Regions from separate parts of the Homo sapiens genome. Here region 2 is linked to region 1. Evidence: chromatin loops called from intact Hi-C (ENCODE). Cell type or tissue: endothelial cell of umbilical vein. All regions are shown on one strand. Each heading gives the region's core, and the rest is flanking DNA. Links, peaks and the distances in the headings are about the cores only. Region 1 has its middle 30 kb from the start of EPS8L3. Region 2 overlaps CSF1 (colony stimulating factor 1).

Region 1 (15,603 bases), core at 7,434-15,433:
GGATAATTTGAGCTCAGGAGTTCGAGGCCAGCCTGGCCAACATGGTGAAACCCCATGTCTACTAAAAATACAAAAATTAGCCAGGTGTGGTGGCACACACCTGTAATCCCAGCTACTTGGGAGGCTGAGGCAGGAGAATCGCTTGAACCTGGGAGGTGGAGGCACCACTGCACTCCAGCCCAGGTGACAGAATGAGAAATAAATAAATAAATAAATAAATAAATAAATAAATAAATAAATAAAAGGTTATCTAATGCATTTAGTATGGGTTATAAAGTTTTTTGTTTTACTGCTCTTATTTTCCTTTTGCTTCATTTTTTTTCTGGTTTCTTTTTAATTTACTTGATCTTGTTATGTTGAATGAATTTTTAAACTCTTTTTCTAAGTTGTGAAGTGCAACAAATATTTGGAAAAGCATAGGGAATTATAGAATGAACATCTTTGTACCCACCAACCAGCTTTACCAATTCTTTTTTTTTTTTTCTTGAGACAGGGTCTTTGTCTGTTGCCCAGGCTGGAGTGCAGTGGCACAATCATAGCTCACTGCAGCCTCAAACTCCTGGGCTCAAGCACTCCCTCTACCTCAGCCTCCTGAGTAAACCACACTTGGCTAATTTTTACATTTTTCGGAAAAGGCAGGTCTCGCCATGTTCCCCAGGCTGGCCTGGATCTCCAGCTCAAGCAATCCTCCCACCTTGGCCTCCCAAAGTGTTGGGACTACAGGTGTGAGCCACTGCACCAGCCCAGCTTTAGCAGTTCTTAACATATTGCCACATTTGCTTCAATTTCTTCTTTATTTTATTGTAGTAAAATATGCTGACATAAAATTGACCATTTTCACCATTTCAATTTCTTTTTGAAACATAATATTGGAAATACAGTTAAAGGGCCCTATAACCTCTGTCCCATTCTCTTCTCTCCTTCCCTTGAGATAATTACTATTCTAAATTTGATTCTTCTATAAAACTGATTACATGTACATTGTAAAATAACCCATTGTACAGTAAAGAAAGGTATAAAGCACAAAGATAAAATTCTCCTGTTACCCCCAGCATGAAACTCACTCCCTCTGAAGAAACCACTGTCAAAGCTTCCTATAAATCTTTCCAGGTATTGTTGTTTTATATTTAGGAATTATATTGACTTGTTTTCTTTCTTAACACAAATGGAATTATGTTATCCATACTGCTCTCCAGCTTGCCTTTTGTTTCCTATTATCAGTGCTCCTTGGACATTTCTCCATGTGAATGCTACTGAATCTATCTTATTCTTTTGAACAGCTGCATGGAATTCTACTTGATTTAATGTTTCCATGGATGGAGATTTAGGTGGTTTCCAGTTACTTTGCTATTTTAAACAAGCGTACACTGAACATTCTTTTTTTTTTTTTTTTTTTTTTTTGAGATGGAGTCTTGCTCTGTCGCCCAGACTGGAGTGAAATGGTGTGATCTTGGCTCACTGCAACCTCCACCTCCCCAGTTCAAGCAATTCTCCTGCCTCAGCCTCCCGAGTAGCTGGGATTACAGGCATGCGCCACCACACCCAACTAATTTTTGTATTTTTAGTAGAGATGGGGTTTCACCATGTTGGCAAGGCTAGTCTCGAACTCCTGACCTAAGGTGATCCACCCGCCTCAGCCTCCCAAAGTTCTGAGATTACAGGCGTGAGCAACCGCACCCGGCCTGAACATTTTTGACAGAGTTTTTGCTCACTTGTGGGAATACTGTGTATCTGTAGAATAAATACCTAGAAGAGGAATTCCTGGATAAAAAGGTACGGAACATTTGACACCTCAAAAGCTATTGCCAAATCTAAAAATGATCAACTTAAACACCTACTGACAATGTCTGAGAGTTCCTGCCTCCCCACATCTTCAAGAACATGTCTTTTCACACCACTGGCCTTTTTTTTTTTTTTTTATCTTCTGTGAACTGTCTGCTCCTATGCCTTTCCTCTAGCCTTTCCTGTGTTTATTTTTCACATGTAACTCTTTGATCCATCTGGAATTAATTTGGGATGCAGCATGAGATAGATGTTCTTTTCAATGAACATTTATTCATGTTTCCCACTCTGTAAATGATTGAATTAAGTGCCAAGACAAAGGGAAATGCAGATCTCTCTCCATTCTTAATAGGCCAGAGGCTACCTCATTTTGCCTCCCCACTTAGAACTAGCCCACCCGAGGCTCAAGGTTAAGAAATGGAACATTGGCTGGGCGTGGTGGCTCACGTCTGTAATCCCAGCACTTTGAGAGGCCAAGGTGGGTGGATCACTTGAGGTTAGGAGTTCAAGACAAGCCTGGTCAATGTGGTGAAACCCCGTCTCTACTAAAAATACAAAAATTAGCTAGGCGTGATGGCAGGTGCCTGTAATCCCAGCTACTTGGGAGGCTGAGGCAGGAGAATTGCTTGAACCCTGGAGGAACAGGTTGCAGTGAGCCGACATCATGCCACTGCACTCCGGCCTGGGTGACAAAGCAAGACTCCATCTCAAAAACAAACAAACAAACAAACAAACAAAAAAGAAAAGAAAAGAAATAAATAAAATATTGTCTCTGCCCACCCCATTTTCATAATGGATGGGCTGGACACAGCTGCTCTGCAATATCCAGTCAGTTAGTTGTTCAACAAATACGCAGCAGCAGATCCCATCACTGGGATTTGGGTTTTTTTCCCCCTAGGAGAAGTGTATTGCATATGTGGGGAGTGAGACACATAGATGTTTGGTGGCCAGAGGAGTGACTCTAGCAGATTGCTAACAGTCTATGAAAATCCATTCTCCTTTCTTCTTCTTCTTCTTCTTTTTTTTCTTTTTTTTTTTTTTTTTTTTTTTTGAGGCAGGGTCTTGCTCTGTCGCCCAGGCTGGAGAGCAGTGGCACTACAGCTCACTACAATCTCAACCACCTGGGCTCAAGTGATCCTTACACCTCAGCCCCCTGAGTCGCTGGGGCCACAAATGCACCAATGCATCTGGCTAATTTTTGAAGAGATGGGGACTCACTATGTTGCTCAGGCTGGTCTTGAACTCCTGGTCTCAAACAATTCTTCCACTTCGGCCTCCCAAAGTGCTGGGATTACAGGCATGAGTCACTGTGCCCAGCCTCTTCTTCCCTTATAATGCAGTTGAAGCTGTCTAAGTAGGGGGACAGCATTTTCCGGCCCTATTGCATTTAGATGACACCATATAACTACACTCTCACAGGCGGAATGTGAGTAAAACTGGCACGTGCCCCTCTGGGCTGTAGTGGTTTATAAATATGGCCACAAATTCTTCCACTCTCTTCCCATCAAGAGGTGGGGGGTCTACAACACCTCCACTTGAACCTGGGCAGTCTTCTATCATAGAGTACCATGGGAAGAAATGTGACTTCTGAGGCTTAGGATATAGAAGGTTATGTAGCTTCACCTTGTTCTCTGGGAACACACACTCTTGAGCCCTGAGCCACTATAAAAGAAACCCAACTCCTTTGAGGCCACCATGTTGGAGAGGCCACATGTTGGTGCTCTGGTACTGGCTCAGCCTAGCCCAGTCTTCCAGCCACGTGCCAGGTAAGCAAAAATGCCTCCAGACGGTTCAGCCCCCAACCATTTGAGTCTTCCCAGCTGAGGCCCAGACATTGCAGGGCAGAGACAAGCCACCCTCTCTGTGTTCTGTCCAAATTCCCCCGGAATCCCTCACAGACTCACAGAATCTGTGAAGATAATGAAATGGTTGGTGTTTTACAGCACTAAATTTGGGGTGGTTTGTTCTTCTGTAATAGACCACCGGAAGGAAGCCAAGACCCAGAAAACCAATTCCCCTTCCTGCTGGCTTCAACCCAGATGTGGCACTGACCCAGCCTCAAGTCCTAGGGATGACAAGCCACTGCATGGAAGGACCTGCATTGCTAAATAACCACATGGAGTGCTGCTGCTTGCTGATGTGAAACACTTTGGAAGGTTACATATAAACATCTTTTTTTTTTGAGACAGAGTCTCACTCTGTCACCCAGGCTGGAGTGCAGTAGCATAATCCCAGCTCACTGCAACCTCCACCTCCTAAATTCAAGTGATTCTCATGTCTCAACCTCCCAAGTAGCTGGGGTTACAGGCTCCTGCCACCACACCCGGCTAATTTTTCTATTTTAATATGTTGGCCAGGCTGGTCTCCAACTCCTGACATCAGGTGATCCACCTGCCTTGGCCTCCCAAAGAGTTGGGATTACAGGCGTGAGCCACTGCACCCGGCACATATAAACATCTTTATTCCTTAGGCCAAAAAAACACAACAAAGATATAGCAGGGACCAAGGCAGACGCAGTCTCTACCCTCTGTGAGCTTATGCCTGGCTGAGGACGAAGGTGGAGGGGAGAGGTTGCTACAACAGATCAAACAGTTCGGTTGTTTAATAACAGTTGTAATCAGTTCTAAGCAGAGATATATAAGGAGCTGTAAAAATCATTCATGGAGGCTCTGACCCAAGCTGGGAGAACACGGAAGGTAACCCTGAGGAAGTAATGCTAGCTTGGAGACCAGAAGGGTGAGTAAAAACTAAGTAGGATCGGAGGAAAGGATAGGGCAAGAATGTTCTGGCATCAGAAAGGGACACAGCATGTACAAAGGCTCTGAGTCAGAAAGGAGATACTGAATTTGAGAAACTGAAACAAAACAAAACTCAGTGTGGACCTTGTGGGCTGGGCTGAGGACTTCAAATACAGTCTCTAAGAAATGAGGATCCATGGGTCCATGCCAACAGGAGATTGTCCGATCAGATAAGCCTTGGGAGGCTGTGAGGGGAAGAAGCTGGGGTCAGGAGGCTACTGGACACTTTCTCTGGGTTGGGGCTATGGAGATAGAAGTGCTAAAATTCAAGAGATATTTGGGAGGTGGCTGATAAAATTTGGAGGGAAAGAGAAACTTGTTAAGAGAAGAGTCAAGGATGAAACGCTAGTGAGCTGATGTCTAGTCTATGAGTAAATTATGATGTCATGGCCAGAGGAAACCGAGATGTGGCCAAATACAAAGGGAGCTCAGAACATAGAAAAGGGATTAGCTTTGCTAGTAGGTGCCTTTGAGCATGTCATCTTCCACGTCTTTGTCTAGAATGTGAAAATAATCATGGCTCTGTCTATGACACAGGACTCTTTTAAGTATAAGGATGATGGCTGCATTCATTCACCTAAAAAAACTTGTTGAGTAGAGCCTACAATCTACAATAAATAAGATTGGCCGGGCGCAGTGGCTCATGCCTGTAATCCCAGCCCTTTGGGAGGCCAAGGTGGATGGATCACTTGAGGTCAGGAGTTCGAAATCAGCCTGGCCAACATGGCAAAACCCTGTCTCTACTAAAAATATAAAAATTAGCCAGGCGTGGTGGTGCATGCTTTTAGTCCCAGCTACTCAGGAGGCTGAGGGATGAGAACCTGGGAGGCAGAGGTTGCAGTGAGCCGAGATCGCGCCACTGCACTCCAACCCAGGTAACAGTGCGAGACGCCGTCTCAAAAAAAAAAAAAAAAAAAAAAAAAATACAATAAATAAGGTTAATACATAAAGTATATAGTGTATTCATGAAAAGTGCCAAGGAGAAAAAATTAAGTGGTGGTGGCTAGAAGGAAGAGTAAATTCTTAGGTACAATGTTCAAGGTATATACTCACTAGCAGGTTGGATCTAGGTTCTGTGGAAACTGAGGTTTATACAATGAGGGGATGCGAGATGCTCCTTTATAAAAAGAAGATAAAAATATCTTACCTTTGCAAATTTTACAAAGATATGTGACCATCTGAATAGATTTCTGGGGCCTTGGAAGAGGCCCCTGTGAGTGCAGGGACCCAAAGCACAAAACTGCATATTTCTCCGGGTGTCCACCTCCGCTCAGGAGTAATGGAGCAGCAGGGCAGGGCAGAGGATGGGCTGTGGGTATCACAATAAGAACCTGTTTCCAGGCCGGGCACTGTGGCTCATGCCTGTAATCCCAGCACTTTGGGAGGCCGAGGTGGGCAGATCACGAGGTCAGGAGATCGAGACAATCCTGGCTAACACGGTGAAACCCCGTCTCTACTAAAAATCCAAAAAAAATTAGCCGGGCGTGGTGGCGGGCGCTTGTAGTCCCAGCTACTCGGGAGGCTGAGGCAGGAGAATGGCGTGAACCCGGGAGGCACAGCTTGCAGTGAGCCGAGATCGCGCCACTGCACTCTAACCTGGGCGACAGAGTGAGACTCCTTCTCAAAAAAAAATAAAAAATAAAAAATAAACCTGTTTTCTGTGACTTAGAGCAAATCATCCAACCACTCTGACCCTCAATTTCCTGATCTGTAAACAGGGACAACAGTATCACATCTTTACAAGGTTTTAAGAAGTAAATAGCAGTGTGTATGTGCTCAGCTCATAGTAAAAAGTGGTAGCTATGTTTAAAACTTTTAATTCCTACTAAATACAGATGGCAAACTACAGTCTCAATCTCTGGGAGGGACCAGAGAGAACTCAAATAAAAAGGGAATTGCAAACTGAGAGCAGGCAGGCAGGCCCCAGGCTGCCTGTGAGTGCTGGGCTCAGTGGCGCCAGATGTATACACTGTTTGCGTGGCCTCTGACATGTTGAATGGGTCTGTGGCAATGACCCTCACATGCTCCACTCTGGAACAGAATCTTATGGAGACCAAACATCCAGGAAAGACCCAGCTGTCCCCATAGGCGTGGGCGTTTGCATGGAAAGAGCAGAAAGAGCAGAGGCTGTGAGCTCGGGAGGACCTGGATCAGAATCCTGCCTCTGCCAGCCTGTGAGCACCTGTGAGCGCAGCCAGTGACTCCCCGGTCTGAGCGGCTGCCTCCTCATCTGCAGCCTGGCAAGACAGTCCTAACACTGCTGCACAGGGGGCTGTGAGGATACAATGAGGTGAAGTGCCAGGCATACACAGAGTGAGGTAAATCCTCCTTCCTTTCTTCCTCTTCCCCATCAGGCACTCCAGGGTCTGCAGCCGAAAGACCAAGCTGTGACGCCTGGGGCACTCGGTGACTCTGGAAGTTCTCCTTGGGCCCTGGGTGTGTGGCTGCCTTGGCAAATGCTCACTGGCAGATAACAAAGCCAGTTTGACCCGCAGTGGGTGCCCATGACGTTCAATGACCTCAAACAATTAAACCCATAATCAGAGAGTGCTTGGACTTGGCTGCTGTGGGTTTGCCTACCCACGAGTCACAATCATCTTGCTGGGCTTATACGTCGGCCGTTAGCCCTCAAAGTCCTGTTGCTAAGAGATTATGAACCAAATGATGTTTCCAAAAAACAACCACTACAGGATGTTCCAGGAGAGAGCCATAATAACAGCCTAAACGGAACGGACCTGCTGTTATTGATAAAACCTTATAGAGTTGAGGATTGGGTAACTGAGGTAGCCTCGCCATACACATCCTATGTAAATTACTGGTTTGCAAAGGTTTTGAATATAATAAAATGGACTCAGCGATACAACTGTAATGGATGTAGTCTAATGTCTTCATAATTCCAAAGGTTCTTTAGTCAACCAAGATGTATTTGTTGGTGGTGCATATTACGACCATCTCAGCTACATTTAGTTGCAGGCAGTGACTAAGTCTAACATAGCTGTAACCACCCCCGTTTGGCAGAGTGCCTGTTTGCAATAATTAAGTGATTTAACATAGCCATTCACACCCACCTCCATTATTGCTTTGTTGCTGAGGCAACAGGAACCAGTCAACTAACAGAAGCCAGGTTAGAGCAGGACAGAAGGAAGTCAGCAAACCGGCACTTGCCAAAAAATGGCTGTTATCTGGCACCTAGAGTCGTTTTGCCCATGGGATTTTCCTGGGAAGATGCAGCCATTCTGTTCTGTGTCTTCACCAAAGGCTGCTGGGTCATCCCCAGATGATCTCTATCAGGCAGATAGATTAGTGCAAAGTAGCTGTTCCATAATCTGTTATGAAAGGAAATCCTGATCTCTGCTGGCCTCTCTCCAGACCTGGGAGCCTAGTAGTGTGATACCAGCCCCCGACACTCCCTTCCTGCCCCCTGTCCCTGATCTCCTCCCCTCTCAACCCTCGCCACCCACCACTGCTTTCCGTCTGCTTAGGCCCCCTGGCTGCAGCGGACTTAGGGTCTACATTTGATCTCCCTGGGGCAGGTCACGGAGAGAAAATTTTTGTATTCTTCTCTCCCATTTTATAGGTGAGGGAACCAAGGTCCAGGGAGACAAAGCTAAGCGTCAAAGTCACACAGCTAGTAAGTCAGGAGACAGGCTCATGTCTTCTAGCCCCAAATCTCAGGATCTTCACTGCTCACCAGACCCAAGCCCCCTATGATAGTTGCGCAGGAAACTGCTGGATGTTGCAACGCCTCCTAGAAAGGGTCAGCGTTTCCATGGGCTGACCCTGGTGACCCTCAGTCACTGCGTGGCACCCAGGGGAGGGGACAGAGCCACAGGAACTCTACCCTTTTTCCTTCCTCCAAGGGGTAGAGGATCAAGCAGAGCATTTAAGATCCCAGCCTTGGAAATGTATTCTGCCACAACCAGAGTGAACTTGGACAAGCTACTTACCTTCCTGCAAGGCAGTTTCCTCTGCAGAAAATGAGGGTAATACTGGTACCTATCCACCTGATAAGGCTGCCCTGGGGAACACCTGGGATTAAACAGGTAACAGCGGTCAGCAGGATGTGTGGGAAACAACGCTAGCAGCTGCACCCCGACTCTCACAAGATCCACATTTTCACCACGACCATCATCATCCACTTCTGCTCAGGACCTGAGGTGCAAGTGGGGCGGGAGCCTGTGTCCTGAGGGGCCTCTGGTGACAAGGAGACAGATTTCCCAGGATTCCTGAGATCTTTAATCCTTGGGAAGCTGGGCTGGAAGAAGCAGCTTTATGGGTTCCGTGCCCATCTAAACACATGTGCTTCCAGTTGGCTCTCCTGGGCTGGAATTCCCCAGGCCCCCGCCCAGGCCAGCTCCCGCCACTGCCCCATGCACCCCTCACTCCATGCTGACTCCCTTGGCAGGCCCGGGGGTCCTCGAAGGCTGGCTGCCTCCCCTCGCCAGTTATCAATTCCAGCCTCGGGGCGCCTCCCAATTCCGTCTGAAAGTTTCTGGAGGGGGCCAGGTCTTGCCACTCTGAGAGTCTTAAAACCCCAGCCCAGAGAACGGCTTCTAAAGGAGGCCTGGGAGAGTGGGAGTGGGGGATGAGGTGTAGGAGGGTGGAGATGAAGCTGAGGTGGAGGGGTCATTAATTCAGCAGCTCTGCCACTTGGTACCAGCCCCCAGGGCAGCGGCTCCAGTTGTCCTGTGGGGCCAGGACGCTGTTTCTGCTGAGTCATCCTTTCTTGCCCAGAGGGATCCTGGCCCCAAGCCACATTCCTAGTGGGGTCTGAGTGCTGCAGAGTAGGAAGCTTCCTTTCTCACCAGCCCCCAGCGCTCCAGCCATGCAAACAGGCTGGTCTCTCAGCAGCCTCTGCCGGCAGCGAACATGCTTCTCCGTTTGTCTGCATTCCCCCAGCCCCCCAGCCCACCTGGATCCCAAGTTCTGGGAGCTAAAAACACTCCCCAGGGAGGTACAGGAGGCGAGGCTGGCCCTAACAGGAGGGGGCCAAAGGGAGATTAAGGAACGATTTTAAATTTCTGCCTTCCTACAAGGGGCCCTCCCGCTGTAGGGGTCCAATAGCCCCACTGAAAAGGGCTGAATCTCAGCCCAAAGGCAGAGGCAGCAACCCCAACCTCTCTGTGTTGTGTGAAATGTCAGCGTCCCCAGACAAGCAAGGTAGCCACACCTGCGGAGCTCATGTATCAGGAACAGGCTAAGAACACCTACTATGTGCTAAGCACTGCTCTGGGCGCTGGCCTTGCAGCAGTGAGCAGGGCAGATGCGGCCCAGTCCCTGGCGTTTCTCCCAACCTTTCCAGTCCCACCACCGCTGCCTCCACTGGTGGTCTCCTCCCAGACTGCCCAGGTCCAAATCTTGGCTCCCCACTTCTAGCGATGGGATCTTGAGCAAGTTACTTTACCCCTCTGTGCCTCCATTGCCTCATCTGTAAAATGGGGTGAAGTAATGCCTACCTCATGGGAACGATGAGAGAGGTAAATGAGTTATTATGTGTAAAATGCTTAGAACAGTTTCTGGCACAGAGCTCAATTCTTTCCTGTGTGTTCTGAACTCTGTGCCTGGGCTCAGCCCTCTCTCCTCCTGGAATGCCCTGCCCCTCTTCTGGAACCCATAAGTCCAGCCTCTTCGCTGAGTTTCCAGGTGAGAAGACCAATTAGGGGCAGGCCCACAGTCAGCCCACAGCCTTACTAGGGCCACCAATACTGGCCGAGTGTTTTCCTGTTGCCAAGGGTTTTAAACAGCCCTGTGAGGTAGATAGGGGAGGGAATTCGGTGAGGGAAAGACACCCGCCTGAGGTTGCAGAACCAGCGAGTGTTGGATCTGAGAGTGGAACTTGGATCTTCTGACTGGAAGTAGCACTGCCTCTGTCCCACCTGGTGGCGTTGGTCCTAAGAAACCTTCAGATATCCTGAGGCTATCACCAGGGCCTCTGAAGCTAACCCAAGGCTCGGCACCCAGAAAATGGGGCCTTCCTAGCCCTTCAGAGGCCCTGGAGTCAGTTGAGCTTGTCTCAGAGCCAGCTGGGGTCCACGAAGGCCTCAAGACAGGGGGCGCTGGCTAGCAGAGCCCTGAGGAGGGCCCTGCAGGAAGAGCTCAGCGGAAACTCTGAGCAATGCTGGCAGCCACAGGCCTCTGGGCTTCCTGCACCCTCCACACAGGCTGCCCTGTCAACATCAATGTCAATGCGTTTGTGAAACCCTGCCGGGCAGGCAGTGGGAACTCAAGGGGCCCCAAGGGTTCATAGGCTGTGGTCACCCTGTTCCTTTGCAGCCCAGGAGAAGGTGGCTTTCTAAAGACTGCTGTCCACAGTGTAATGGGATGCAGCTGCTGCCGAAGACAGTTACCTGAAGGAGGCCCCACGGTCTCCTTAGGCCTTGGGCCTCCAGATCCCATGGCTTCTCCCTGCAGGTCCATATCTTCTGGGGTCCCCACAGATTCAGAGAACCCCCAGACAGAGCAATAGAGTGGACCTTGTGGTCGAAGGACTTTGGAGTGAAAGACATGTGGGTTATAAGCCCAATCCACAGCTTTGCTATCTGTGTGACTTTGGGAAAGTTAGTTAACCTCTCTGTAGAGAGCCTCAGTTTTCTCATCTGTAAAATGGTGACAGAAAGTACCTACCTTGTCCTGAAGATTAAATAAAACAATGTAAATGGGAGACCTGGCATACCATAAGCTTTTGATAAATAGGAACTGATGTTTTTGTGACCACTGAGTGATAGCAGATATTGGAGGTACAAATACTATTGCATTTCTTCGATTTGTATAATTTCAATTAAAACCATCCAGACCTAATTTACTATACTTGAAAGAAAAACATACCTTCCTCTGGAATCTTCCTCTCCTTTCAAATTGCCCAAGAACCTCCAGGTCTCATGTACTCAAAAAGTGGAGGGGGAGGTAGAGGCTCCAACTTCTGCACCTTGGCCAGGAGAACCAGGACGCTGACCCGTTCCCACTGAGGTGGCACCTGTGGATAACTGCTCCCACGTGGTCAGAAGGCTGAGTGTCCTGTGCCAACCAGAGCACCACACAGGCCACATGCATCTTCTGGGGGCTGACTTCAAGGATGGCAGAGGATGGCTGACAGTTTGCTGGGGCTTCAGGTCCACCCCTTGCGGTCAGAGTCTGAGTCCCTTTTCCTTCCCCAGGATCCACACTGGGGTTGGGGCTCCTTCTTTACAGACCCCAAAACACAAATGGCCTCCTTACTCCTGTGTCTGAAAGTCCCCAGAAAGCTGCTCCCCTTCGCCACCCCCAGACCCACCCTCCATAGTAAACCCCAGTGCTGAGTCACCTGAAGACTACCAAGGTAACTCTTGCACAGAACAGAGGGAAAAAATGGTCTATATGGGGCTTCCTGCCGTATTTTTTTTCTTCTCAGTAACTAGGCAGCAGGGAGAAGCCAAAGTGAAGCCAGCATCCAGCGGTGGAGCCTTTGCCTTTTCTCTTTATGCTCCAGGTGCACCAGAGGTGAGCAGGGGACGGGAGGGTTTCATTTCTGTAGCCCCAGGCGTCAGGCTTCAGAGCCTGAGCTCTCAGCCAGGATATCTCTACAGCTCAGTAAATGCTTGCTGACTGACTGAGAGCAAAATGATCTCTCTGAGGGGGTGGGATCAGGCAGAGATGCTGGGATGGGCAGAGAAGAGGAAGTAGACCAGGGAAACGGCCAGGGGTGAGGCAGATAGGTCTGCAGATGGGCTGGGAGCAGCCTTGTAGGAGCAGAGGAAAGAGAGTACTGTTCTAGGGTGGCCTGAGAGTAAGGGGTAGTGAGGGAAGTGGCCACTAGGGTTGCTGCAGGACACCAGAGGCATCTCTGGGAAACCTGTGGAGCCTGCTGAATGCCTCCAGGTGCATGGTGGGGGCCGGGGAGCAGAGGCCTCATGGACGTAGCAGCCCCAAAAGGGCAGGTGCATGGGGGGTGGTTCCCAGGGGTGTTCAAAGGCAAAAATTAAAATGGTAACTCCCTCTGCGAAGAGACCCCTGGGCATGGTCCAAACTGATTCAACAGCAAGCATACTGCCCTTGACAATGTCCAGAGCCCAGGCCACCACCTAGAGGCCGCACCAGCACTCTCTGGGCCCATGTTGCTGCCCTATGCCAAGACGCAGGTCCCTGGAGGCACGAGCAGCCTGGAGCTGACCTGGGCTTCCTCAGGTGCAACAGGCACATGGAGTGTCTGAGAGGCACAGGAGCAACAGCCAGTGCCCCCTGCAGAGGACCACTGGGGTCACAGACTTCAGACCTGATGACCTGGGCTCAGATCCCAGCTCTGCACCTACCAGCCGTGTGACAAGGTGTCCTCTCTGAGCCTCAGTCACACACTGCCTTAACGGTTGGGCCTCATGGAGCTGTTTGTGAAGGTTAAATGGGAAGACATAAAGCACTTAGCCCAGAGCCAAGGACATGCTGAATAGGATAATGGTGGCCTCCTTTGGCGCTGTGCTGGTGCAGGTGTGCCGAGGAACTGGGCAGGGGTGACAGATACCTCTTCTAACCTAGTTCCTTTCCAAGAACCTAATTGGTGTCTCTCCCTCCCCCAGGCAATTGGAAGGAGGAGGCTGGGCCCCAGCCCCAGAATACGGGAGGTTTCTCACCGTGGTAGGGAAATTGCTGGGTTGGGGGTGTGGGCAACCACAGTGATCGTCTCTCTGCAGGACGGATGCGGCTTTGCTGACAGAGAGTCTGCGGCCTGGACATGCCAGCGGTGCAGGTCTGAGGTCAGCACTGGGGAGCCGGGCTGGGCCCCACCAGGGCGAGACATCTGCTTTCAATCAGCTGCCCTTCTGCCCGAGAAGGGGGTGAGGGCTGAGACCTCCCCCAAGCCCAACTTCTCATCACACAGAATGGACACTGAGGGCAAAGGAGGCAGGAGAAGCTCTAGAGACCCAGGTCAAAGAGATAGAGGTTTATTTTTGTTAAGCCACTTAAACTAAATCCTTCAATAGCTCTCTTTTGCAAGGCCATGCCCAGTCCGGCCAGTCAGCCCCCAGCCTCCCCCCGCGCCGCCCCAGCTCATGCTGCCTTGTCGCAAGCCTCTGGCTTGTCCGCCACTCGAGGGCTTTGCACTCACGCCCTGGGGGCCCCTGCCCTGCCCTGTGCAGGCTGACTTGTCATCCTTCAGCTGAAATCCCACTTACTCAGGAAAGGCTGTGGACGCATTTCTCCAACCCTGTTGACAATCTTGTTGAACACAGTTTGCTTTGTACCTATGTGTTCATCTGCATGGCTACTGAATGTCTGCCCCCCACCCCACTCTAGACTGTAAGCCCCATGCGGGCAGGAGCTAAGGCTGTCTTCCTCAGGACAATATCCCTAAAATTCAGAGCAGGGCCTGCCACAGAGTATGCGCTCAATAAATACTTGCCGAATGAATGAATGACTCATGCCTCTAAATATTTATAGCAGTTTCCTTCTGTAATCTTCAATGGTTTGAGTTCCACCAGATCCCTGCAGGATAATCAGTGCTTACGCCCATTTGACAGGCCCAGGTGAGTTAATGACCCTGGCTCCCAATCCATCCTGACTCACAGTATCAGGCTACCTTTGTCTAGGAGGAGGAGGAGGGACAAACTGGGAGAAGAGAGGCACGTGCCACAGAACCGGAGACCAGAGAGAGGGCTGGGTGAGAGACCAGCAAAGGGTGGGGGCACTGCCGGGGAGCCACATGCCAGCAGCCAGGCCCATCACACCCCATGTCAGCCTGTGTGGAATCACTCCCCATCCTGGAGAAAGTCCAGGAAGATGCCCACTGGGGATGTGCCCCAGCGACCACCCCCTATCCCTGCCAGTTCTCACATCCTTCTCCTGAAATGGCCATGCACTAAGCGGGCTTGCAGTCAACCACCCCAGGGTCAAACCAACGTGCTGCCTCTGACAGCTAAGCAATCTCAGACAGTTTAGTCAACTTTCTGAGCTTCAGTCTCCTCAAATGTGAAATAGTACCATAATAGAGCTGGCCTTAATGAGCAGTGGTGAAGCACCCATGAGCCCATGAAAGTTAAGCACACAGCAGGAAGAACTGGGTCTCTATGTTTCCACGGCCGCCATTGGCTCATGGGGACCATCCGTTGGGTATTGAGTGGTCTTGCTCTTGGCGGTAGACAGGGCTTATTCCCCTCCACCTGGGAGTGTCTTGAGGACAAGGACCTTTGTATCCCCCAGGGCTCCCAGGCCAGCCCAGACCCAGGTTGGGCTCTCAGCTAGATGCACGAACACATGAGTGTTTGTTTGGATCCAGAGTAAAAGCTCTGTGAATTTCCTGCTGATGTCAAGAGCAGGAGAGCTGGGGGGAGGAGATCTCTTCTGCCACACCCAGGCACTGAAGGATGGGTGTGCAGAGGGCAGAGCTGGGAGGAGCAATAAACGCCAGAGAAGAAGAGGACAGAGCATGACTGGAGCGGGCGCAAAACCCAGAAAAAAGGCTGTGTTGGAGTTCAGGAGGCCCTGCAGAGAGCAGATTTGGCCTGGGACCAAGAAGTGTAGCCTCAGAGCCTGGGAAGAAAGGACAGGAGGCCTGGGAAGGCATGGCAGAATTAGCCCAGACCTTGATCTGTGGGTTGGAAAGAGGCTGGGTGTCCCTTAATAGCACCTGCTTAGCACAGTGCCTGGCACACAGCACATGCTCAGTAAACATTTGTTAAATGAATGAATGAAGAATGAGGTTTTTCCATAACTTCTGTACTAGTCTCTCCACCTCTGTCCACTCTAGCTGTCTGTACAGGCTTCCTCAGAACGCCACCACAGGAAGCAAACTCTAACCCACCCACTCCCACTTGGAAGCTGTGGGCATATCCCCCACCGTCATAGGCAGCGGCCACACACAGGGGCCTGGGCGCCAAATCAGGAACCCAGACCTTTCCTGATGGGCCTGAGCCATGTGTTTTGTTTCATTATATATTAAACTTGAATTAATTGCTAACATTTAAAAATAAATGTGCCCGTGTAAAAACCCACATTGCCAGCTTCTCTGTAAGAGTTAGTTAGATGATATATTACTCTGGGTCTGCCCCCCAACCTG
Region 2 (16,002 bases), core at 4,805-12,804, 140 kb before region 1:
TTTTTAGTAGAGATAGGGTTTCATCATCTTGGCCAAGCTGGTCTCGAACTCCTGGTCTCTAGTAATCTGCCCACCTTGGCCTCCCAAAGTGCTGGAATTACAGGCATGAGCCACTGCGCCCAGCCCCATGTGTATTTTCTATTCTCATTTATTCCTTAACATTATATGATTAGCATTTCCTATATCACTCAGTATTCTTTAAAAACTATGACCGGTAATGATTGCATAAAATTCCACTGTAAATGATGAACTATTATTATATAACTATTCTCCTAGTATCAGACATTTAAGGTGTTTTCAAGGAGAAACTGGTTTTATATAACCTTCTGATCAAAGTATACAACAGCACCTATGAAGTGTTCTTACAAAAAAAACTGATCCAGAACCTGATTAAATCTATAGATTGAATTTCCAAATTTGTAGAAAATATAAGTGACAGAGGAACATGTTAGTGACACTTTGAGGCTGCAACCAAAAAAATTCAGATTCTGGGAAACTCTATGGGACAAATAAACAAGTTTTTCATCAGATAAACTGCTGAGGGAAAGAGATGAGGGGAAGGGGACCTATAGATGAAAAGTGTTAAGAAACATATTGACTAATTGCAATGTATGAATATTGGATCCATATTCAAACAAACTTAAAAAAATTTGAGACAAATTATTGGATGACATTAAGAGATCATTAATTTTTAGAAGTGATGAGTATTGTAGTTATGTTTTTAAAAACCAATCTTTATCTTTTAAAGATTCATACTGAAATCATTATGTTTGAATGGGTATATGTGGGATTTGTTTCAAAATAATGAGGTAGCGGTAGGGAATAGTGTGTGGTAACATAGATGGATGAATATTGGCTTAATTGTTCAAGCTGAGTGATGAGTACATGGGATTTCATTTTACTATCTGTTTATTTTGGTACTTTTTTTTTTTTGAGACAGGATCTTGCTCTGTTGCCCAAGCAGAAGTGCAGTGGCATGATCTCAGCTCACTGTAAGATCACATGATCTTGCAGCTCACTGCAAGAGCCTCCTGGGCTCAAATGATCCTCCTGCCTCAGCCTCCTGAGCAGCTGGGACTACAGGCATGCATCACCACACCCAGCTAATTTTTGTATATTTTGTAGAGGGAGGTTTCATCATATCACCCAGGGCTGGTCTCAAACTCCTGGACTCAAGCAATCTACCTGCCTAAGCCTCCCAAAGTGCTGGTATTACAGGTGTGAGCCACTGTGCCCAGCCGGTACATGTTTTATATTTGCCACAATTAAAACTTAGAAAAGAAACAAAGGAAAAGCCAGCATTTCTGATAGCCATGTGCTGAGCTGAGCTGTGGAAGAAAGAGTCCTGAGTAAGATAGACCTCACTCTAATCCCAACTCTCACATTAACTGGCTGTGTGTCTTTGAGCTGTTTACCTAACCTCTCTGAGCCTCAGAGCCCTCACTTCTAAAACTGATATTATAAAGCCTGCCTCACAAGGTTGTTGTGAGGAGAAAACATATTTTCTGGGAAAGGGCATGCAAAGCTAAGGAATGCTGGATATTTTATGTTAAGGTATGAGTAAAGCGTAGGGCTGAGGAACAAAGAGGATATGCATACCTCCCCTCCTCAGGGAGTTCAGGCTCCCCATTTTTTGCTGGTTCCTCGAGAGTGAGGTTTTCATAGAAAAATACTCTGGTGCACCATTTTAATTTTCTTGTCATTTCTTTTATTATATATTTTTGAGTTGTTTTTCTAGTGGTTTCCCTGAAGATTACCATTAGCAACTTAGTTTATAACAATCTAGTTCAAATTAATACCAATTTAATTCCGATAGTACACAAAACTTTGCTCCTATTTGGCTCTGTACCTCTCTCTCCTTTATGCTGCTATTAACACAAATTATATCTTTATACATTTTTCCCATTGACATAGATTTATCGTTAATGCTTTATGAATTTTTTTAATCAAATAAGAAAAAATACGTTTATACTGTCTTTTATGTTTACCTACGTAGTTACGTTTACTGGTGGTTTTATTTCTTCATGTGGATTCAAGTTACTATCTAGTGTATTTTCAATTTAGCCTGAAGGACCTCCTTGGTATTTCTTTTAGGTTGGATCTGCTTAGTGACAAATTCTCTCAGTTTTTGTTTATCTAGAAATGTCTTAATTCCTCCAACATTTTTGAAGACCAGTTTTGCTGGATATAGAATTCTTGGTTGACACTTTTTTCCCTTCAGCGCTTTGACTATGCCATCTCACTGTCTTCTAGCCTCTCTGGTTTCTGATGAAAAATCAGCTGTGAGCCTTATTGAGCATTCTTTGTATTGAATGAGTTACTTTTATCTTGTTGCTTTCAAGAATCCCTCTTTGATGATGGTCACCAGAGGCTGTGAACAGTAGTCAGGGCAGGGGTGAACAGGGATGGGTAATGGGTACAAAAATGTAGTTAGATAGAATCAATAAGATCTAGTATTTGACAGCACAGCAGGATGACTACAGTCAACAATAATTTATAGTACATTAAAAAATAACAAAAAGTATAATTGGAATGTTTGTAGCAAAAAAACATGATAAATGCTTGAGGTGATGGATATCCCATTTACCCTGATGTGATCATTATGCATTGTATGCCTGTATCAAAATATCTCATGTATCCCAAAAATATATACACCTACTATGTACCCACAAAAATTAAAAATTAAAAAAATATTCCCTCTTTGTCTTTTGAAAGTTTGATTGTGATGTGTCTGTGTCTCTCTTTGAGTTGATCCTACTGAGAGTACATGGAGCTTCTTGGATGTGTAGATTAATGTCTTTCAGTAAATTTGGAAAGTTTTCAAGCATTATTTCTTCAAACATTCTTTTTTTTTTTTTTTTTGAGATGGAGTTTTGCTCTTTCACCCAGGCTGGAGTGCAGTGGTGCAATCTCAGATCACTGCAACCTCTGCCTCCCAGGTTCAAGTGATTCTCCTGCCTCAGCCTCCCGAGTAGCTGGGATTATAGGTGCCTGCCATCATGCCTGGCTAATTTTTGTATTTTTAGTAGAGGCAGGGTTTTGCCATGTTGGCCAGGCTGGTCTCAAACTCCTGACCTCAGGTGATCCACCCACCTCAGCCTCTCATAGTGCTAGGATTACAGGAGTGAGCCACCACACCTGGCCGAAATCTTCTTTTTATTCCTTTCTGTCTCTCCTCTCATTCTTGGACTCCCATTATGTACATGTTGGTATGCTTGAAGATGTTCCACAGGCCTCTGTGGCTCTGTTTATTTTTTCTGATCTTCATTGTTTCTTTGTTATTTCTCTTCCTCAGACTGGGTAATCTCAGTTGAGATTAACTTCAAGTTCATAGATTCTTTCTTTTGGCTGTTCAAATCTACTATTAAGCCCCTCTGGTGAAATGCTCATTTCAGTTATTGTACATTTGGCTCCTTTTTTTTTTTAGACAGAGTCTCACTCTGTTGTCCAGGCTGGAGTGCAGTGGCACAGTCTTGGCTCACTGCAACCTCTGCCTCCCAGGTTCAAGCAATTCTCCTGCCTCAGCCTCCTGAGTAGCTGGGACTACAGGCATGCACCACCACGCCTAGTTAATTTTTGTATTTTTAGTAGAGACAGGGTTTCACCATGTTGGCCAGGATGGTCTTGATCTCTTGACCTCATGATCCACCTGCCTTAGCCTCCCAAATTGCTAGGATTATAGGCGTTCCTTGTCTATATGTTCTTATCTTTATTGATATTTTCTATTTGGTGAGACATTCTTATATCTTCTTTTAGTTCTTTATACATGTTTTCTTTTAGTCTTTGAACACTTTGGAATACCTCATTTAAAATATTTGTCTAGTAAATCTAATGTTGGGGCTTCCTCAGAAGCAGTTTCTATTGATTGTTTTTTCCCCCCTGTGTATAGGGAATACTCTCTGTATCTTTACATGCCTCACGTTTGTTGTTGTTGTTGGAAGCTAGACATTTAAAATAATATAATGCATCACCTCTGAAAGTCACATTTTTACCCCCTTCCCCAGGATTTGTTGTTGTTGTTGTTGTTAATACAGAGAAATACTCTGAACATAGCAGAGGACTTGGGCCCAAATACCCAAAGAGCTTCAAACTTGAAACTCTTCTTCAGGAGAGTAGACAGAGACAGTTTCCTGCATGTGGGCATGGAGCTCTTTTCAGGAAAACCAACATGGAAAGCGTACCAATAGTGCCCTCTGATAGTCACACCTCTTGGAAGATCCCCCAAATATCACAGGCCAGGTGAGGGCCCTGCTCCTACCCGTGAGATTCCTCAGCCCCTAGTCTTTGGCCTGTCTCCCCAGAATCACTAGAGCATATTGAGCCTGCAGATGTCACACTTGGTGGTCCTGATCCAGCCTTGCCCATGCAACCCCAGCCCAGGCCTGGACAACCTCCCCTGGAGATCTGGCTGGGTGTGGGAGAACAAATTTCTAGCCCTTTCTTCCGGGAAATCGTAATCAGGCAAAATAAGAATGATGACAAAGCTGCTGCCAGCTGGAGTGATCAACGGCCAGGTGTCACCTGGCTCAATAATTAACCAGGTGGTTGGGATAGGTCCAAAGGGTGGGCAGGAAGGAAACACATGGGTCACAAAGGACTCAAGCCAAGAGAAGCCAGAAGGAGGGACTGACAGTCAAGAGAGGCCTTTTTCAGAGGCCCAGGCAGTGGACACACCACCCAGGAGAGGTCCCTCTTCTTTCCTGGTGGATTTAGGGATAGCAGCAAGACTGAGAAAACAGGAGTCTGTCATAAGCACCTTTTGCCCAGTTTCAGACTACACAATCCTTTTGAGGGGAGGAAGAAGGAGAATTCTAAGGCCCTGGGGACCCTCAAAGCCCACCAAGCTGGCACGAGCTGTCCATTTTGTGCAAGAAGCATTTGTTAAATGTCTGCTAGAGTGTGATGTTATGATGCTGTATTTGAAAACAGCCAGATCTGGCTTCAAATCCAGGCATTGCTACTTGCCAGCTGCTGTGACCTTGGCTGAGTTAAGTTTCTCTAAGCCTTAGTTTCTACATCTACAGATGAGGATATTAGCACCTTGCTTACAGGGCTATTGTAGAATAGAATGTGATTGCATTTTTACAGAGTGCCCCATACATACCAGTAAATAGTAAATAGCCTTCCATTTGATCTTGTTGACAGTCTTGGACAAGGAAGAGGAACAGACCATGCCTCACTGCCTGTAACCCTTATGTGGCTTCCTTTGTCTTAATCTTCCTGAAGGCCTGCAGAGTCCAGCATCCCTGGTCAGGTTCCCTGTTAGGTATCTTCCTAATTCTATTCATACTTTATGACTAGATATTTACTTGTGTGATTGTTTTACTAATACCTGTCTCCTTCACTGACTCTTATTTACCATTTTGTCCTCAGTGTGTGGCAATCAATGGGGAAGTAAATGAATAAATAAGGATGAGGCTCTTGCCTTCACAGACCTCACTAGATGCACACACATGAAGAGGACAAAATAGCAGAGTGGCTGGGGGAAGGTGTCCAAGACTTCAGAGCAGGGATGGGGCCTGTGGACCAGAGAGGCTAAAGTCCAACTTAGGGTTCTCCCCTAGCCCTCCTCCAGGAATTCACTCGACAACTGCCTGACCCAGCCTTCTCCACTGCCCCGATCCATAGCCTCTTCTGACTCAGCCACCCAGTAGTGGAGCTGAGTCAGTATGGACTCTAGATGGTGCCATGGGGGTCAACCTGTGGGCTTTCCTGTGGTCCAGCCGCTTCACCATGGGGCTTTCCAAGCTAGTGTGGTCCACTTGCTCCCTCAGCAGTCCCAGCATTCAGGAGCAGAGCCTGGTCACTCCCCTAATCCTAGAGCCTGAAGAGGGAAACCAGCAAACAAAAGTGCTGCTCTGGCAGAGGAGGCTTTCACTGGGGCAGGGGACATGTGCTCACTGGGAAATGTGGCTTTTTTTCTTCAGGGCTCCCTGGCCACTGCCTTCACCAAATGACTTTAGTGCCTTATTCAAGGGGTCTTTGGACACCCACCCAGGCCCTGCATCTAGTCCTGTCACCAACTCCTTTCTTGCCACGGCCCACAGTCTGCACGAGGTTAACCTCAGGCTTCTTCCTCGTCTCCTCTGATTCACTTTCCTGCCTCTGGCCGGATAGTGGTTTGGGGTTTGGCCGTGGCCTCTGCTTATATAGTCCAAGCCAGAGTTCCTGACCCTGCCTGCTCACCGGCACCCGTAGCAACCCAAGGCCACTTTCCACTCCAGTCTCCTACCTGGCTCTTCTTGTCAGCCAGAAATACCTGAGCAACAAGATCTCTAACTACTCATCCCTGTGGGAAGCACCCAGCTCTGCCACCTTCCTCTGAGAACAGCCAGGCCCTGGTAGCATGCTGGTGCCCAGGGCTTGCCCAGAGGGGAGCTCTCTGTTTGGCTTGGGCACTGTTGGACCAGCTGGCAGGCACAGTATCAATACACACTTGATTCAGGGGCAGCCCTTTGGAGCCCACAAAGTGCTTTTGGGTTTGTCATTTTATTTGAACTGCAGTCCAGGTATACCTGGTTTGCACTCTTCCTTTTTTTTTTTGAGACGGAGTCTTGCTCTGTTGCCCAGGCTGGAGTGCAGTGGCACGATCTCGGCTCACTGCAACTTCTGCCTCCCGGGTTCAAGTGATTCTCCTGCCTCAGCCTCCCAAGCAGCTGAGGTTACAGGCGTGCACCACTATGCCCGGCTAATTTTTGTATTTTTAGTAGAGATGGGGTTCCACCATGTTGGTCAGGCTGGTCTTGAACTCCTGACCTCAAGTAATCAGCCCGCCTTGGCCTCCCAAAGTGCTGGGATTACAGGTGTGAGCCACTGCACCCAGCCACCTGGTTTGTACTCTTAAACTAGTTCTACAGATGAGGAGAAACCTGAGGCTCAGAGAGGTTAAATACTTACTCAAGGTCAAACAGTAAGAGCCAGTGAGAGATTCAAGCCAAGAACCCAATTTCTGTTGTTTTTTGGGTTTTGGTGTTTTTGAGACAGGGTCTTGCTTCATTTCCCAGGCTGAGGTACAGTGGTATGATCTGGGTTGACTGCAGCCTCAACCTTCTGGCTCAAGCTATCCTCCCATCTCAGTCTCCCATGTAGCTGGGACTACTGGTGTGTGCCACCGCATCTGGCTAGTTTTTGTTTGTAGAAATGGAGTCTCATTATGTTGCCCAGGCTGATCTCAAACTCCTGGGCTCAAGTGATCCTCTCACCTCAGCCTCCCTAAAGCGCTGGGGTTACAGGTATAAGCCACCACGCTCAGCCAGTTCTCTGGTTCTCAATTCAAAGCGAATATTGCTCTATAGGTATGATGCTTCCCAAGCAGCCCCTGCAGCACATGAAGCCCAGGAAAGGCCTGCCGAGATTCTCAGGTCTTTCTGGGGGTTCCAGAGAGGCAGCTAAGGGGAAGGGGTCTTTGCTGTCCTCATCACCAATCCTTGCTTAGAGGCTTTGAAGTGTACATTCCATCCACCACAGCCCAGTGATCAGGAAGGGCTCTAACTAGCCCCATTTCTGTCAGAAGCCAGGAAGACTCCTCTGCTGAAAATCCTTCTGCTTGGCCATTGAACAGTAGTTATTAGATACTAATCTCATTTGCTAATACCAATAAGGCCTCTAGAAAAGGCCACCCCTTACGTCTGGTCAGAATTTGCATTATGATGCCTCTGTTCATGCTTTAAGTATTAACCTTTGGCACACAGTTACTGAGCACCTACTGTGTGCCAGATACTCTTAGGCGCTAAGGCACTAGGCGCATGTCCCCCTTTAATAAAAGGAGGGATGTAGCAGTGTCTGCCACTGACCATGGCCTGGTGGGACAGACAGACAAACAGATTCCAAATTCCAAATCTGTAGAAGCACAGGGGAGGAAGGAATTGAACCTGGGTGGGCCTCAGGAGCTTGAGTCAGGCTGGGAAGGCTTCTCAGAGGGGCCTTGAAGGATAAAATGTAAGTTTCTTCAAAAATCTTTTCTGTAGCTCTTTTGATAGAAAGGGAAGAGCCATCTTAAGGGAAATGACAAGGGACAGGGTGGCAGGGGTGAGGGCACAGAAAGGGGTGACTGAGACACCTGAACACCTAGCCCCTGGTCAAATGTGCTTGATGCCAATCTTGGCCCTGTATCCTTGGTCCCTAAGTCCAAGGACCTAATCTTTGGGGTAGCACTGTCCAGTAGAATTTCTGGAATGATGCAAATGTTGTATTTCTGTGCTGTCCAACATGGTAGCCACATGTAGTTACTGAGCCCTTGACATGTGGATAGTACAGGTAAGGAACTGAATGTTTACTTTTATTTCATTCTAATTAATTTAAACTTAAATAGCCACCCTACCTGACAGTGCAGCTCTAGATACTTCTTATCCTGGATCACATTGGAATCACCTGAGATGTCTTTTAAAAGTTCTGACATCTGGTGCCTGAGCCTCACCCCTAAGATTCGATTTTGTTGATCTAGGGTGGGGCTCGGGGATCAGTATTTTTTTTAAACAATCCAGGTGATTCTCCCGGAAGCCAGTGTTGGGAACCACTAATCCAAAGCTGTCTACCACTCCCTCAGGGATGGGGAGGCCCCTCTTGTCATAGCTTTGCCCAGGGTGTATGTTTGGGCCTTCAACTCCTCTGGCCCTGCCTAACACCCCTCTCCCCATGGAAAGCCACACCCTCAGTCTCCTCTCCAGCTCCAGTAGGAAGGTCGAGCCCGAACGAGGGCCCTTACACGGACTCCTGGCTCTCCCCTGCTAACCACACTCACTTCCCAGCCTGGAAACAGAATTCATTCACCTCAGAGTCTGCAAGGACCTAGCCAGCAACCTCTGCCCTGGTCAGCAGGGCTCAGCAGTCAAGGAGCCTTATCCTTGCAGGCCGCCGGGGCCCTTGGACAGAGCCCAACCAGCCATTTTCCCAGGCTGGGCTAGGCTGGGCAGGAGCAGGGGCCAGTGACCAGGCCTGATGTTTGGCCACTTTCTGCCCAATACGAGCAGATATGCAGATGAATGTGTTTGGGACAGCAATAATACAGGAGGTTTTGGTACCAAGACTGAAACTTGGAGAGAACCTTCCTCCCCTGTGTTTTGTGGAAAAAGGTTCTCTGAGCTGGGGTTCATCCGGCAACTGCTGCCCACCCACCCTGATGTTTGCCACCCACACCCCAAAAGCAACTTTCCCACGACTCACATGGCAGCTTGTGCACTTCTTTTATTATTAAATATATAAGCAGCTTCCTATCTTTTAAATAGATATTTAAATGACTTTATATAAAATAATTCACCACTTCCAAGTATAAAAACAAAATCTCACAGTGCGTGAGCCAATGTCCTCTCTTGACTTCTCAGAGAACAGAAGGGGTTCCTGAGCAGGTAGCCTGGGGGGACACCAGAGGTGGCTCTGGGGCTCCTCCTGCTCTGATGCCACCAAGTGCTCAAAAAGAGCTTCTGCAGTGGGTTGGATTGCTTTTTTGACCTTTAAAATATTATATGTTTAAGGTAGGGGGATGAAGGGGGAATGCCTTTTTATTTTTCTTCCATTTAAAAATATGTGTTTTCTAGCATCAAATATAGAGGCTGTGACTAGAAGGCTAAGCCCCATATGCAAGTTCACTGCCCTTCCCTAAGCTGTCGGCATCAGGACAGGGAAGGTGGGGCCAGCCGACCCTCACTTTCCTGGGCAGGAAGGGAAAGTCACGGGGCCCAGCGGCCAGGTAGGGCAGGGTCTCTTAGCGGAGGACAAAGGGCGGCAGGAGAGGAGGCACACAGCAGCACAAAGGAACCCAGGGGCAACTGGCAGCCCTGTCGCTCGTTGCCTAGGCCTCAGAGCCACCACCACAGGCTGGCCACAAAGTGGAGGCCCTCCAGGCATTGGAAGCTGAGGCCTGGCTCTCCTGATTGCTCTCCCACCCTGGCTTGCCTGGTTAGAGGTGATGGTAGAGGGGGTGGGTGAGAGTTGGAGGTCATCACTGCTGACCAAGGTCAGGAGGAAAGAAGGGTGAGAAGTGGATGGGAGCTGGATACCATGCAGGTGGGGCTGAGATGCAGCCCAGTCCAGGGCTCCTGACAGGGATAACCTGTTCAGCCCCAGGTTCCTGTCGGCAGCAGGGAAAGGACACTGCGCTGGGGTTTGGGAGTGCAGACCCTCCCCCAACCTCAGGTGCATACCTATATTTCAAAGGCCCATCTTCAGTCAGAGCTCGCCCTGTAGCCTCTCTGTCTGTGCCCTCCCCTCCCTTGCTCTCTCCCACTAGTCCCTTCCCTCTTGGGAATGTCAAAGTGCAAGATGCAGAAACCTGGGCGAACAACACAGCCTAAAGACCGGCTCTGGCTGGCGGCCCAGGAGGTTCTCCCACCCCACTCCACTCCGGGGAGTCAAAGGCCAGGTCAGGAGAAGGTCAGGGCTGAGGGGCTCCCTCAGTCGACTGGTGAGGCCAGCTCAGTGCAGGAGGCTGGGGAGAGGCTGGAGAGTGGAGGACGGACGGATGCTGGCTCATGGATGGACGGGGGCAGGCTGTTCAGCAGGCAGGTACAGTGTTCACAGTGCAATGGCTTCCTTCATGAGGGGAGCCTCTGCTTGGCCTCCTGGAGAAGCTCTGGCAGGTGCTGGAAGGAGGAGGGGCAGAGGCCAGTGCTTGATCCCCCTCTTGGCATCACTGGCAGGTCAGGCAGGTCCTGAGGGCAGGGCTGGCCTCCCCTCTGCGCCTGGCAACCAGCACAGGGCACTTAGGTGAGCCGAGGGTGTAGACCCTTCAGGCTGTCAGTGCAGACCAGCAGGTCCAGAGGCCTCCTCTTCCCGTCTCTCAGGCTGCACACCTTTACGGGAAATCAGGCCGACGCTGTCCCGCCCCACGAACTTCAGGCTCCTCTCTCTGGAGACAGGTCCATGCCTGTCCAGGCTGGGATACCTTGGCACCAGGCAGGCCCTCTGGGTGCAGGGTTCTTTCACTCCTCAGCGTCCACCCTGCTTTCCCACAAACCACAGGCCGGTGGGTCCCTGGCCTGGGTTCCGGCATGGAAGGGAGTGAGAGGAGGGTGCAGCCCCTGAGGGAAGAGGGTCCTGAGCCGGGCTCACCAGCCTTCCTCAAGCACATGGGAGCCTCCAGGGCTCACAATAAATAGTGGCAGCATGGGGAGCATCCTCTGGCCTCTCTCATTCAGTCAAGGGTCTGCGGGTTGAGACAGAGGGGCCCCAGCCTGGCTGCTCTGGTCCAGTCCTGGCAGGCAGGAGCTCTGGTGGAGGGCAGACCACATTCCAGGAGGATGGCCAGGGAGGGGTGGTGGTGGACGCCCCATAATGTCTCCTCCCACGGAGAGACTGTTCTGTGCGTCCAGCTGTGGGAGAGAAGGAAAGGCTAGTCAGCAGAGTGGGAATGCGGGGAGGGTCGTTGAGGACATGGATTGGGAGGTGTGGCATTCCTGTGGGCTGCTGGCGGTGCTGCAGGCAGGACTTCCTTTCCTCCCTTCCCTGGCCTTTCCAGACACCACAGAGAGACCAGGCAGCTTTCTCTGGCACCAGCCCAGGCCTCTGGCCCAACTGGCCTCACCTCCTACCTCCTCCTGGGGAATCAGGGCCTCAGTGGAAGATAACGGGGCCCGGGAGAGGTCTGGGCAGGGCTGGGAAGAGGGGTTACTGCTCAAGCAGAGGGCTCTGACAAGGAGCGAAGCGGGCACTTGAATGTCTTTGGACCCCTCCTCAGGCGAGGTCATCTCATTGGCCTTGGTCCAGTGAACAAAGGGTGATTCCTGCTAACACTAGCAAAGAAGAATCTTTCATTTCATCAGAGGGGCATCACATATGATGTTCAAGACAGTAGGGCAGAGCTAGCTGAAGAGGAACAACTTGGGCCAGAGAGGAAAAGTCTAGAGGCAGTGCCAGGACAAGGAAATTCCCACACTGTCATTTGGCACGCGACCCCTAAGCAACCCAGCCCCTCCTGGATGGGCCGAGGGCCTTGCCTCCCGCATCATCCATGGGAGTCAGGGCCTTGTCCTCTCGCCTTCCACCCCCATCCTTGTCCTCTTGCCCAGCATCCTCAGGACGCTTTGTTCCCAGAGCAGAAATCCCCTGGACCCCATCCAACAGTTTGACTTTGGACCTTGTGTGGAGCCTCCCTCCCTAACATCCATAGGCCCTACTGGGTAAGGAGGGAAGATGGAACCACAGCCTCTGGCTCCCTGCCCATTCCCATGCTCTAGAGGGAAAGAAGGGGAACCATAAACTGGACATGAGCCATGCTGGGTACAGCCAGGCCACAGGCCCAGCTAGGGCCCAGGAGGGGAGAAGGACCCAGTGAGCGAGTTCCAGCCTGCTGCCCCATCTTCTAGCTGCTTAGGGCTGAGGTGCTGGTGTCTGCATTTTCTGTGGCTCTGAGTCCCTATCTCAGTCTCTGCCTCTATGTTTCTCTCTCTCACTTCTCAAATCACAGCAGCAGTCACTCTAGGGGCTGGCACTCAATCTCTCCAAGGCCACTGGTGCCTGGCCTGGAGACCACCTTAGGGCTGGACCTGCCGGGCCAAGTGGGATCTGGATGTAGCCCCTGCCCTGGATTCCCTCTCCAAGTGAAATCTTGAGGGGGAAGAGGAAAGCTTGGGACGGGCCTGAGAATAAGCAAGTGGGGAAAGGAGGGTGGGCGTGTAGAGGGGTGGGACAGAGGGCCAAGACCACGGCGAGGGGTTTGGGGACAGACGACCCGTGGGAAGGGTGTTGTGGCACTGAGCCACCAGCAACCAGTTCTGAGGAGGCCTGGGTCATTTCACAGTCTTGCCAGTGCCCCAGCTGACCCACTCACCCATCTTAGCCCACCCCACTGACAAGGTAGACCCCAGGATTCCAGATATGTTGTTACTGCTGGTTCTTGTCTAAATAGGTTCCCCTGGTTTTGAGCATTTGCCAAATTCCCTATCTCTCTAGAAGGGGCCCAGACCTGTCACTCCACACATGGGAGAGCCCTGCGGCACTGGCTTGCACTTGGTAAAGGATGTGACTGGAAACTTGACTGGGTCACCCCAGCTAGTCAGCCAACCAGCCAATTAGTCAGGCAATCAGCTAGTCAGTTGCTCAATGGGCTCCCCAAGCAACAGCTGGTCAGTTAGGCAGTTACCAAGATAGTTGGTTGGTTAGTCATTCACCCAGCCAGCTGGTCAGCCAGTCAGTCAGAGTCAGTCAGTTAGCTGGTTAACTGGTCAGCTAGAGGCTGGTCAGTTAGAGACAGCTGGCCAGGGTCAGTCCGTGAGTCAGCCCTGAAGCCAGTCAGTCAACATTTATTGCATGTTTGGCAAATGTGGAGAGGCCCTCTCTTAGTAGAACCCAGGATGGAAAAAGAAACACAAAAAAAAGTGGAAGACAGTCCCTGCCCTCAAGGGGCTTACAATCTTAGGGATGTGGAATGTACAATACATATAAAATAAGATTTTAAAAAATATGAAAACAACATCCAAATAAGTGCAAATTGATATACTATTAGCCAAATACAAAAGAGCAGGAGGAGCATGACTGAAAAGAGCAGTCAGAAGGTTGTGGAGAAGCCAGGAAGGCTTCCTGATGGGCTGGCTGTGGGCTTGGGTGGGAGGGGGAAGAGGTGGGCCAGCTGGGGTTGGCGGGGGGCAGGGGTGAGGAACAATAGGGTCACAGCTACATCAACAACATGGGCAAAGACAACAGCAGGCACTCATCAATGTGCAGGAGGCACAACTGGGAGGGCTACGGAGATGACAGAATTAGGATTTCACACAACTTCAGTAGGTTCAGGTGATGGGCAGAAACCAACAAGGTGGCTTTAACAAAGGTGAACATAAACTGCACTTTGGTTAAAAAAGTTAAGTTGTCCAAGTACAGGGTAGAGATGGTCTGGCTTGACAGAAGTTTATGGGAAATGGAACTAGGGGTTTTAATAGACCACAGGCTCAACATATGACAACAGTATGATGCAGTTGTTAAGAAAAAAACTAATGCAATCTTAATCTGCACAAATAGAAGAATACTGTCCATATCAAGGAAGGTAACAGTCCCACTGTACTCTCTCTGAGCTGGTCAGACAACATCTGGAGTACTGTGTCCGGGGCTGGGCGTCACATTTTCAGAGGGACATTGACAAACGAGTGTGTCCAGGATGGTGAGGGGTCTGAAAACCATATCATATAAGGAACGTTTGAGGGACTTGGCCATACTTAGCTTAGAGAATTCTCAAAGGGGACATGGATACCTGACTTGAAATATCTGAGGGTTTTCATGAGAACAGGAGGGAGGAGCAGTATGGAGGGGGCAGGGAAGCCAGTTTTGCCTCGCATGAGGAAGACGTTTCTCCCAGTCTGACTGGAAGATGGCATGGGCTGTGGCTAGGCAGGGAGCTGGGCTGGATCTGGGAGTGTGTGACAGCCAGCTGGCTGGCTCCCTGTTGGGGACATGGAGAGGGGCAGTCCCTTTGGGGTGGGAACCAGGGCCAAATGACCCCTGAGAGCCCTTCCAAGACTCAGGTTCTATGTCAACATGATCCTAAAAGCAAGGAAGCAGAACTGACCTCAGCTGGGGAGGAGGGTTAACTGGTGCGGGGGTGGCGATCTGGCAAGCAGCTGCTGTCGAAGGGGCTTGGCAGCCAAGCCAAGAATATAGGGCTTGCAGTGGCTGCCACACAGAGCTACTGAAGATTCTCCAGGAGGGTAAAGACCTTATAAAGGCCACATTTGAAAAAGGGGGGTTTAGTTGCTCTGAGGTCACAGGTGGCAGCAACACTAGAAGCCCAATGCAGAGGTAATAGTCCCTGGCCTCAGCGGGGGTGGATGGAATGGAGGGGCAGGGGGATAGCTGAGGACCTGGAAAGGAGAGGGTGGCTGGACCTGGCTGGCGATGTATGGAAAGGGAACTGGAGAGAGGCATGGGAGTCAGTGTGGGGGCCTCAGGGGAATTGGTGTCACCAACAGGTGAACGTGACTGGAAAAGGGTATAGGTAAGTTTTAGGAGTGGAGATCAAAGTCAGAATCTTACCTTAGAATTCCCTCTACACTGGCAGTTCCACCTGTCTGTCATCCTGAGTCAGGGGGCTGCAGGCAGAGCACAGGGCTGGTATTAGACATCAGCAGGAGCAGGGGAATAAGGGGACTCCGTAAGTTTACCCCTAAGCCCCAGACATGCTCTAGGCCCTCTCAGATTGAAAAGACCCAGAACTGTCTAACTCTACGGAGAAATCAGGAAAAAGCCCAGATATCTGGGAAAGGACAGAGGCCCTTCTTCTCTCCCCCATCCTGTTCTGCAGCTCCATTTCCTCAGAGCAAGCAGGAGAGCCCCACCACCACGAAGAGGGGAAACAGATCCCAAGCCAGGCCCCCAGTGCCTCCCAGAGCCCCACCTCAAGCTCTCACCTGCCCTCTGGTTGCTCCAAGGGAGAATCCGCTCTCTGAGGCTCTTGATGGCTCTGAGGACAGGAAAGAGCATCTCACTGAGGAGCTGGGGGAGTGTGGGGGGGCGGTGGCCCATCCCCAGTAAGGGCTGCCCCAGGTATTTATGAGAGAGTTGCAAGAGTCCTCCCAACTTCCCAAAAGTGGGGATCAGCCAGAGGCCCAAGGGAGATTTGTGAGGTCTCTCTGCTGATGGTGTCCCCTCTCCTCTCCCCACACCCTTGCAGGCTGTTCCCTATGGGTCCTCCTGCCCCAGGCTCTGCAGAGCTTCCAGTGTACGCCTGCCCTGACACGCTCACACAGCATTGCTCTCCTCCTCCAGCTCCCTGCCCGTCTGGATATCATCCTGCTGTCAGCCCATGAATATTCTCTCCCGCTCCCTTCTGCTCCAGTCCCTTCCCATTGACCTTATAGCTTGAACCTTCCCAATTCTCGAAGTAATCCTCCATTTCCACCTCTCATCCTCTGTGCTGAGCCAGCCCCTATCTCTCTGTGTCTGAAGAACTCAGGCCGCACCCAAGCTGTCCCCCCACCTGCACCCCCGCCAGGCTCTGCCCCTGCCCTAAGGGACGTGCTCTTCTTCCTCATGGGGATCTACTCACCCGCCGCCTCCACCTGTAGAACAAGAGGCCTCCGA

The links. Hi-C counts contacts between places; a loop is a spot of excess contacts. Peaks named below come from ENCODE experiments on the same cell type or tissue, not always from the same donor. Only the 100,000 strongest peaks of a DNase experiment are listed, where the experiment ranks them.
Region 2: it touches region 1 in a loop (2.9-fold over the local background); 5 of 110 quality-filtered maps call a loop at or near these places.

What each region holds. Positions count from the first base shown.
Region 1 is chr1:109,786,047-109,801,649 of GRCh38, reverse strand. No RefSeq gene overlaps it. Among named protein-coding and RNA genes, the nearest start is that of EPS8L3, 30 kb to the right of the region's middle. RefSeq lists enhancers at 10,431-10,490, 13,036-13,919, 13,920-14,803. In endothelial cell of umbilical vein, for the core only: CTCF peaks have their summits at 9,439, 10,621 and 12,350; DNase peaks (open chromatin) are centred at 7,619, 9,339 and 10,689; H3K27ac peaks cover 1,369 bases.
Region 2 is chr1:109,924,156-109,940,157 of GRCh38, reverse strand. CSF1 (colony stimulating factor 1) reads right to left here. Exons shown (of 9, transcript NM_000757.6): 6 at 15,968-16,002; 7 at 15,330-15,382; 8 at 14,956-15,011; 9 at 9,166-11,306. The coding sequence ends at 14,969. Among named protein-coding and RNA genes, the nearest start is that of CSF1, 21 kb to the right of the region's middle. RefSeq lists a silencer at 8,796-9,010 and an enhancer at 8,134-9,082. In endothelial cell of umbilical vein, for the core only: no CTCF peak of the experiment used is centred there; DNase peaks (open chromatin) are centred at 5,697, 8,887 and 12,067; H3K27ac peaks cover 426 bases.